Regions from separate parts of the Homo sapiens genome. Here regions 2 and 3 are each linked to region 1. The links are chromatin contacts, found by Hi-C or POLR2A ChIA-PET in ENCODE. All regions are on one chromosome and are shown on one strand. The core of a region is the stretch at or near the end of the contact, and the rest is flanking DNA. Distances in the headings are between cores, read along the strand shown. Region 1 overlaps ATXN1 (ataxin 1). Region 2 overlaps ATXN1 (ataxin 1). Region 3 overlaps ATXN1 (ataxin 1).

Region 1 (3,233 bases), core at 367-2,866:
TGGCCTCAAGCCATCCTCCCGCCTCGGCCTCCCAAAGTGTTGGGATTACAGACATGAGCTGCCGTGCCTGGCTGACTTGTGGTTCTTAATAGTGTGGCTCTTAAAATAGCAAACATTTTTGGGAACCAATGTGAGGGCACTTCATAACACAATCAAAAACCATTAAGTGGAATATGTTAAGATAATGTAACCTTGTTGTTGTCCCTTAATGCTTTAATGCAGGCTTTCAGCAAGTAGTAATACCTGGTATGGTGGGTGTAAAACTCAGAATGGGTCCCGGCATGGCAGGAATAAGAGAATTCTTTCATCGGTTGGAAAATATGTTTGAATAATTCACTACATTTAAAAAATAGGTAAAGAGGCTTTTGGTTTTGGTTGCAAATTGCACTCATCCATGGAAGTTTTTCAAGGGCCATACAATTCTGTAGATGGAGGTGGCAATTTAATGCAGTCTTAGCTGTTTAGGATTTAGAACTATGTTACTTTTAATTTACTTCCATGAAATTACAAAAACATGTAATGAAGCTAAAAAGATTTCAAAAGAAGCACATCTAGTCAAACATAAAAGTACTTAATAAGGGCATACATGTAGAAGTATATTAGTCTTTGCACATATTTACATATGTATGTTTTGGTTGCTTAATATTTTTCAAGTGCTGCATGCATTTGTATGTGTAAATACAGTGTGCACCCTTTATAGAACTAGTGTTGGGGGACTCTTTTATCAGCTATTATGATTTGGAGCTTTATCAAATGGAGTGATTTTTTTTTGTGTGTGTGTGAGATGGAGTCTCACTCTGTTACCCAGACTTGAGTGGAGTGGTGCCATCTCGGCTTATTGCAACCTCTGCCTCCTGAGTTCAAGCAATTCTCCTGCCTCAGCCTCCAAAGTAGCTGGAATTACAGGCACCCATTAGCACGCCTGGTTAATTTTTGTATTTTCAGTAGAGACGGGGTTTCACCATGTTGGCCAGGCTGGTCTCAAACTCCTGACCTCAAGTGATCCACCTGCCTCGGCCTCCTAAAGTGCTGGGATTACAGGCGTGAGCCACCACACCCGGCCGGAGTGATATTTTCCAATGGTCATGATTCTGGCCTGTAACACCAAGCAGTATAACGATGAGATTGAAGTGTGACCATGTGCGTCTGCCTATTTTTATGTTCTATCTCATCTTTTTGCTTGGAGAAAAATTATGTTGAAAGACTACAGTGTGCCTATAAAGCTTCAAATATGAAAAAAGAGCTACATATGACACTTTGTTGCAGTTAGTCCATTGTCTCAAAAACATGCTATAAAAATATGACAACTAGAAAAGTCTTGGCAAATGTAGCATGAGTGTTGCCGGTTTAAAAGCCGTGTTTGAGTACTCTAAAGTACTTTTCTGTGACAGCTATTACTATAGGAATTGGCACCAGCTAAGAAAATTTACAGTTTAATACTTTAGAGCAAATAATTGCTTAGGGTGCTTTAAATAGCACAGGAAATGTGTAGAGTGTTTACTTGACATTTGCTATATTGAACACTAATACTGAAACAGATTCTTTGACCACAGAGAATGCCAGTGTAGGAGGGGTGGGGGTAGGTGGGAGAAAGAGGCGGAGAAGGAAACGGCAATACAATTAGATAAAAATTAAATGACAAATGTACTTTTTCATGATACAGAGATATCATGGGGAAAAATGCCCATTTGTTTGATCAAGTAATCTTCTAGTGTGGTAGCAGAAAGCAAAGTACAGACAACTTCCTGGGATTAGGTTCCTCCTGCTAAAGGCTGTCTTCACCAGAAGGTCAAAGCCTTGCAGCCCTTGGTCGCTCTGGTTTATTTTTCAAGCTCCTGAAAGCAAGAGGAATGACCTCCGTTTTTATTAAAAAAAAAAAAAAAAAAAAAAAAAAAAAGAAAAGAAAAAAAAAGCCTCTCTCGTTATCTGTCTAATCTGCACATGCTTGTGATTTTTTTTTATGACGACTCTGATGCCCTCATTTCTCATTGCAGCTCAGTGCTTGTGATGTTTTTTTCCCCTGAATGCATCTTGCACTCCCAGAATCTTCTTTTCATTCTTCCCTGGCTCTGTTAATACGGGTCTTATCTTAGAACGGGGTCTAGTGCAGTTTAGTGTAGCTCTTACATGCAGAGCATTTTTTTTTTGCACAAACTGCTTCTCGTGGATTGTGATTCAGTTGCACTTAAAGGGAAAAATAGAGTATATTTTAGGCTACTAAACCTCCTTCCATTTGTAGGCATTTGAGCCAGTTATACAGTGTCTTTCAGGGAGTTTTACATGCATATGTTAATAACCAGTGGCACCTGTGATAGGTCCAGGAATGTGAAATTGTGCAACGTTAATGACATTTGTCCAAGCTTCTTCCTTCTATCTTGTCAATATGAGCTACTTTTAAATACACAAAGGAATTTTGAAAACACCAATCAAAAGTCAAAATTTCACCCTGCAGCATGGCCCGGCACCCAGAACACTCAGCAAGAGGAAGGTCTGTATTTATGGCTTTTCCACTGACTTGAAATTTGACCTGGAATAAATCATGTTTAACTTCTTTATGCTTCAATTAGCTTTTGAAAGATATGTGTGGTTGTGTTTAGCCAGTGGAAAGGCAATAACTGAAGTTCACAACGAAAGGAGAACTTGAAGGGAAATTTTGTTAGGAAAGAACAGTGGGCAAGAATACAATCTTCAGGCAGGGTGCTATTCCTAAAAAGTCTTGGTACACATGGTTCCTAAGGAAGGTGGGACATTTTCTTATAATATTCTTTCTGTATTTTGTAGAATTAAGAAATATATTATTGTACATAAATATTTTATATTACATTATATATGTATAAATACATTTATATATATATATATATATACATACTGTTTTACCCTTTAACTCCAGAAAGCTTTGCGTTCACACATCTTTTTCCCTAACTTCTACCTATAAAGGGATTTTTAGTGATAATCTTGAATTTAAATTGTAATCAAGCAGTAACAAACTTCATTTAATATGCAGACATCTAATTTTATAAAGGAAATTCCAAGTTATTGTTCATTTCCATTTATTAATTTATTTATTTTGGGACGGAGCCTCACTCACTCTGTTGCCCAGGCTGGGGTGCAATGGCACAATCTCACGTCACTGTAATGTCCATCTCCCGGGTTCAGGTGATTCTCCTGCCCCAGCCTCCTGAGTAGCTGTACAGGCGTGCACCACCATGCCCGACTAATTTTTGTATTTTTAG
Region 2 (3,233 bases), core at 470-2,969, 410 kb after region 1:
CCTTGTAAAAATTTATTAGCGTCGGTTAACAAAAAACCAAGAAGAGCATTAAGATGAACATGTACTGACCTCATGCTAAGCGGCACACAGACCTCATGGGAACTAAAGCCATGGCATATAAAACTGAGGGGTGTTTAGTTTGGGGATGATTTTTAAGGGGCTGAATTCCTCATTAAGACTGTGGAAAGATGCCCCCAGCATTGTCCCAGCTGACGCTCCAGACGAGGCAATGTAGGAGAAAAATGCTTTTCCGTGTTTGTCACTATCCCTGTGGCATTGCCCTGCCCAGTACAGCTTTTCTCCACTCGAGCAAAGCGTCTATGCATCCCCCAGGCCCCCACCTAGGTGCTGTGGGAGGAAAGGGGAATGCCAGGTGTTGTCCATTGTTACTGCGTGCACCAAAGGAAGCCTCCTTCCTCTTCAGTGGAGGGTGATAGCACGTTCCCCACCCTGGAAGAGAGTTGCTGCTTTGCCATGCCTTGATTCTGGTTGAGAGTCCCAAAGGATGACAGAATCACTTCCCTTGGGCCTCACTGCCAAATATAATCCACTTAATATCCTCCAAGTTTGAGGCCATAAGTCTGTGGCGCATCCAGATGCGACCCCCGAGGCGATAGCATCAACGTGGGAGCCAATGCAACTCAAAAGAAGGATGGGGCTTCGCACCTCCTCCTTGGGTAGGAAGTAGGTTAGCTGCTTGGAAAATGCAGGAACTGGCACTGAAGAGATCTGAGTCTGAACATATCCCTCACCCGTCAGTAGCACTGGGACCTTGTGCAATGTTAGTTTTCCCTTCCCTGCTTCAACTTAGATGGCTCGGGCCCTGAGAAAGTGATTCACAGCTGAAAAATAAATCAAAGGCCTCGTGTTCTAAAAAGAGTTTATGGAAGGAGAGGCAGCTGATGAAAGTCTAGAAAGAAGGCTGAACTTTTCCAATGAGCACAATAAGCCATTTTTACCCTGCCTGTAATCCTCGGGGTGGAATCCCGCGAGTGGCCGAGGCGAGCACCCTTCCCGCCGTTCCTGTTTCTAAGGCTAAATGATGTCATGCCAGCCTGCGTGAGCATATCAATCTGTATTTCTGAGTATGAACTGGATTTGAGGGGTGCATTGGTGCTCCAGCCCTCCAGATCAGTAAGACAACCAATGCAGAAACAAGGGCTCCCAGGCTCCTCTTCTGCAAGAGGCTGTTAGTGACGTGCCCGCTGGGACAGCCCTGCCCAGGATGGCCCCAGCTGGGGAGCCTTTGGCTTCCATCTGGCGGCGTTCTATATTATCCCATCCTTCTGTCTCACCCTTCCTAGGTTCAGCTTCTCTGAAGAGTACACAGCATTTGCTCAGTGGAGTTGTAAAATGTATTGGTAAAGTGCTCTGGGTTGACACGTTCCTTTGCTTCTTTCCTAAATGCCAGGCTCTGTGTTATTAGGGCCGTCTGTCGCTTCCCAGCGCCTCCCGAGGTGACTGCTTCCCTGACTCGGTGGCTGCTTAATATTCAGTGCCATTTCCTCCTCCCGACTGTCCTGGCGTGGGTGTGAGTGTGCCTGTGTGTGTGCTCGTACAGCAGTTGTTATCATGATGTACTTACTGGCTGTCTACCGATGGCTTTCCTTTCATTCTACTATTTTTTGGTTGACTTCTGTGAGCTGTGAGTCATCGGTGGTAACATTATGCATTGAATGGATTAGCTGGTACCTAAAAATAGCCGAGGCCCTCATGCAGGCGGCACATGAGCCTGTAGAGTCAGTCCCTTTGCAGCCAAGGCAGACCCACTTGCCAACATTGAACATGCCGAGCTTGGTGGCGATGAATCCTAATGTATCAAAAAATAGATAGTTGGTGACTGCCCTGTGTGCAGAGCCCAGCCCTGGATTTGTGCCGCAGTTGTTGGTAATACACACTTCCTGTCTGTTCTGGTGCTGGAAAGGCTCCAACAGAGAAACTATGTCAAACCACATTTTTGTTTGTGGGTCTTTGTACCTCTCTAAAAAAAAAAAAAAAGGAGAAAAATGCTCTCCTTTAAACTGTATGTGCTATATGTGCCCCCAACTGGGTCATCTTATATGTTTTGATTCTCTCAGACTGTTGTTGTTTATAGCATTTAGAAAAAAATTAAAGACTATTGTTTAAAGCAGTTTTAGGTGTACAGCAAGTAGAGAGAGGTCTCACACACCTAACAGTTTTCCCTGTTATTAAAATCTTGCATTGGTGTGATAGATTGGTTACAACTGATGAGCCAGTACCGATACCTTATTTTTAACTAAAGTCCATAGTTTATACTACAGTTCACTCTGTGTTGTACATGCTGTTTTTGATGAATTTATGATGTCATGTATCCAGCATTACATTATTATACAGAACAGCTGTACCACCCTAAAAATCCCTTATGCATCAACTATTTGTCCCCCACACCCCACCTGAAACTCCTGGCACCCACTGATCATTTTACTCTCTCCATAGTTTTGCCTGTTCCAGAATGCCATGCAGTTGGAATCATCCGGTATGTCGCCTTTTCACATTGGCGTCTCTCACTTAGCGATATGCATTTCAGGTTCTTCCATGTCTTCTTGTTGCTCTGATAGCTCATTTCTTTTTAGCACTGAATATTATGTTGTTCTTTAAGGCACATTTTTTTTTTTTGAGATAGGGTCTTGCTCTGTTGCCCAGGCTGGAGTGCAGTGACACCATAATAGCTCACTGCAGCTTTGACCTCCTAGGCTCAAGCAATCCTCCCACTTCAGCCTCCCTAGGAACAGGGACCACAAGTACACACCACCACGCCCAGCTAATTTTTCTATTTTTTTGTAGAGACGGGGTCTTGCCATGTTGCCCAGGCTGCTCTTGAACTCCTGAGCTCATGTGATCCTCCCGCCTCAGGCCCCCAAAGTGCTGGGATTACAGGGATGAGCCACCCTTCCCTGCCTAAGGCACACATTTTAAGGCCCCAGAAAAGGAAGGCAAGTGAGCTAGAACCTGTGTGCCTAAGGGCTTCCGTGTCACAGCTGCTGTGGTCACTCACTGGGCAGTGTCCTTCCTGGCCATCCCTGAGCCTCCCCACAGGGCCTTCCCACAAGGGAGCTCTGTGAGCCACGCTACCATGTGTAAGAAAAACCCAGCTTTTAATGTGGGATTTGTGTTAGGAGGCGTCCCGGTGCTAGGGTGTGGGTTTACTGAACAACCCTGAAACACTTCCACCAAGGACTGAGTCAGGCTTTGCGTGAACATGATTCAGTGTT
Region 3 (3,233 bases), core at 384-2,883, 290 kb after region 1:
GCAGGGATTCTGAAAAATTTTTTTAAACTGTGCTACCTTTGACACTGGTGCCATCATCTTCCCTGAATTCCCGCTTTAATTTTTTCTTTTCTTTTCTTTTTTTTTTTTAAGACAGGGTCTCACTCTGTTTCCCAGGTTGGAGTGCAGTGGTGCTATTTTGGCTCACTGCAACCTCTGGCTCCTGGGTTCAAGCAATCATCCCACCTTAGCCTCCCAAGTAGCTGGGACTAAAGGTGTATGTATGTATTCCCTCTTGTGTTCCTTCTTATTTGGTCTTCATCTAGAAAATGGTTTTTTTTTTTTCTTTTACTTCAAATTCTTTCCCACGTTCTTTTGCCTCTCTCTATCCAACTATTTGTTTTCTCCAATCACTTCATTTCTGAATGTTTTTATTGGGATTAGTGTTCCTTTATCTCTTCTTACTTCCTCATTTTCTTTTAGCTCTTTTGAAATATCAAAGTTTTCATCTGTTTTGGGGGCATGTCTCTGTGGTAAGAATGTGCCACCACGCCTGGCTAATTTTTTGTATTTTTGGTAGAGATGGGGTTTTGCCATGTTGCCCAGGCTGGAGACTCCTGGGTTCAAGCGATCCACCCATTTAGACCTCCCAAAGTGCTGGGATTACAGGCATGAGCCACCGCACCTGGCCCCACTTCAATTTTTTTTTTTTTTTGAGACGAAGTCTTGCTCTTGTCCCCCAGGCTGGAGTGCAATGGCACCGTCTCAGCTCACTGCAACCTCCGCCTCCCGGGTTCAAGTGATTCTCCTGCCTCAGCCTCCCGAGTAGCTGGGATTACAGGTGCCTACCATCACACCCACCTAATTTTTGTATTTTTGGTAAAGATGGGGTTTCACCATGTTGCCCAGGCTGGTCTCGAACTTCCGACCTCAGATGATCTGCCCACTTCAGCCTCCCAAAAGTGCTGGGATTACAGGCGTGAGCCACTGTGCCTGGCCCCACTTTAATTTTTTAATAGTGCTTGAGAAGATGTTTCTGCTAAATACTATGCCTCTGGATTAAACCTCAAATACTTCAAAATGAAAAGTTTGATTTCGGTCACAGATTTTTAGTAAATACTTTTTAGGGACAAGAAAACTACAAAGTGCTTTGAAAAACAAAACAAGCTCAATTTTTTATTTGTTTAACATATGTAGAAAATAAAATTAATACACGTATCTTTTCCAAATTAACACAGTATGAAACCAACCACTACTAATTCATCAAAAGACACAATTTAGATCAAGTTTAGGCTTGGTTAGGACGCTGGACGCTGAGTAAATGGTAGCTCTGAGGCTGAAAAAAAACCCCTGAGTCACTCTGGTACACATTCTGATGTCAGCATCCCCACCCCACCCCAACCCTTATTCCCGCCCCGCCCCCGGCCCCGCCCCCCCCCCCCCCCCCCCCCCGCGAAAAGAAGTCTCTAGCTCTGAAAATTGGCTTGTTATAACTTTACAAATGTAGTTGCCAAATTGCCATTGACATCACATTTTTCTTTTTGGCTTTTAGTAGCTAGATAGTAATACTATAAAGGAACTCTCTGCTTTTTCTATTTTGTCCTTTTTAAATTCTTGGAGGCCCTTCATAACATGGAACACAGGATGGGCAAACGTGCTTCTTATAGTGTAGGTTAGATTTAGCACCTTTTGACAAAGGGCCTTGTTTCCTGTGCAGTTTAAATTTAGATCCACTGAGAATCTGAGAAATTCAGTAATGAAAGGGTAACTTTGGAGTTTCCTCTTTTGGAAGCTTTCCTTATTAAATTCTATTAATGACTCTGTTAGACTTGATTCCCATCTTACACAAGAGATTCCAGAATAGCAACTTGAATTGCTTCTTAGTCCCTCTTACGAAGTCACTCCTTCATTTGGCATTGATCGAGTACCTCCCGTGTACTGGCTGACGGGGCTTATATACAGAGCCACTACCTTATTTTTCATTCTGTTATTTTAAGAGTTTCTTGATAGTCCATCTACTTAAGAAGTGTTGCTATTAAATTTCAGTCTATCTCATAAATATTATTCTGAGATCCTCCTGGCTGGATTTATAGGTATAAATCATTCTTGGATAAAATATACAATATAAACAGTAAGTGGACCAGTTATCTGATTATACGTGCTCTGAGTCTACAGAAAGACAATATCTTGGTATGTTTCAGGAGACTTGTAGAGATGAGGTGTAGGACTTCTCATTTCTAATTAAAACTAATTAAAATTTACTGTCTACAAGGGAGATGGATTGAACATCACCTTTACCTTTCTCTTGACAGCAATGAAACCTGACTCAAAGCTGGCACTAAATGTATTATTTCAGTATCTGTGTCCTATTATGTGTTGTAATATTTTGGATTAAAAAATGGAGAAAAAATAAACAAGAAATTTTTATTTCTGCTAAAAAGTCAACAGAGTCCATTGTTATCTTTCTTTGCTTTTCAGATGGCAGAAATTGGGTGTCAGGTCCTATAACACAGGGGTTCCCAACCCCTGGGCCATGGACCATTATGGGTCTGTGGCCTGTTAGGAACTGGGTGGCACACCAGTAGGTGAGAGGCAGGCGAGCCGGCATTAGCCAGCTCAGCCAGCCTAAGCTCCACCTCCTGTCAGATCAGTGGCAGCATTAGATTCTTTCTCATAGGAAAGTGAACCGTACTGTGAACTGCACATGTGAGGGATCTAGGTTGTACCTTCCTTATGAGAATCTAATGCCTGATCCCCCTACCCCTAGCCTCATGGACCAGTGCCAAAAAGTTTGGGGACCACTGCCATAAGAAGTCCCGACCAGAAGTGTCACATCTTTCTATTGCATGATGCTGCTTCTTGAACACCCATAGTAGCCAAGGCCAGAATTAGTGTGGCACCCTCTTCCCCAGACAAGGTCCATGGACAGTGCATTTCAAAATACAGGAAGCTCTCCTTACACTCTCTGCTACCTAGCTTCCATGGTTATCAAGTAATTATACTTTATGCTGAGCCAACTTATGCATTTAGGAAGAGATGAAGAGAAATTATATCCTCAAATGGGCTGGAACAAAAGGGAATACCAATAATTTGTAAGTTAATCAAATTATAATTAAAGCAGGAAGAGACACAAGGAGCTTGGATTATCTATGTTTTCTGTTAGAAAATAATACAACAAAAGTATCCAGGGAGTCTTATCAGTTCTGTAGGAATTTGGCAGAACAGTAAGGTTATAAGTTGTCCTTTTAATTCCCAGCCACCTCTGGCCTCTGCTT

What was found. A loop is a pair of places that touch in the nucleus more often than their neighbours do. ChIA-PET counts read pairs that join two places held with the same protein, here RNA polymerase II (POLR2A). Pooled maps may share reads with other maps.
Region 2: a loop to region 1 is called in a map with no recorded cell type, with 8 times the contacts of the local background. The contact joins two enhancer-like sites. A Hi-C loop is called at or near these places in 3 of 168 maps with a recorded cell type or tissue (IMR-90, Panc1 and mammary epithelial cell), 2 of 37 single-sample maps with no recorded cell type and 9 of 50 pooled maps. POLR2A ChIA-PET finds 5 or more read pairs at or near these places in 4 of 52 experiments (GM12878, MCF 10A, T-cell and 1 more).
Region 3: a pooled map shows a loop between it and region 1 (2.1-fold over the local background). The contact joins two enhancer-like sites. A Hi-C loop is called at or near these places in 5 of 37 single-sample maps with no recorded cell type and 8 of 50 pooled maps. POLR2A ChIA-PET finds 5 or more read pairs at or near these places in 4 of 52 experiments (BJ, T-cell, WTC11 and 1 more).

Annotation. Positions count from the first base shown.
Region 1 is chr6:16,730,119-16,733,351 of GRCh38, reverse strand. The region is part of intron 2 of ATXN1 (ataxin 1); the gene reads left to right. Among named protein-coding and RNA genes, the nearest start is that of ATXN1-AS1, 29 kb to the left of the region's middle. Within about 2 kb of position 1,616, at least 3 of the 41 ENCODE cell types and tissues checked have a DNase peak (open chromatin) inside an H3K27ac peak, as active enhancers do.
Region 2 is chr6:16,318,622-16,321,854 of GRCh38, reverse strand. All of the region lies in intron 7 of ATXN1 (ataxin 1), which reads left to right. Among named protein-coding and RNA genes, the nearest start is that of GMPR, 82 kb to the right of the region's middle. RefSeq lists enhancers at 652-1,485, 1,398-1,517. Within about 2 kb of position 1,719, at least 32 of the 41 ENCODE cell types and tissues checked have a DNase peak (open chromatin) inside an H3K27ac peak, as active enhancers do.
Region 3 is chr6:16,437,516-16,440,748 of GRCh38, reverse strand. The region is part of intron 6 of ATXN1 (ataxin 1); the gene reads left to right. Among named protein-coding and RNA genes, the nearest start is that of GMPR, 200 kb to the right of the region's middle. Within about 2 kb of position 1,633, at least 2 of the 41 ENCODE cell types and tissues checked have a DNase peak (open chromatin) inside an H3K27ac peak, as active enhancers do.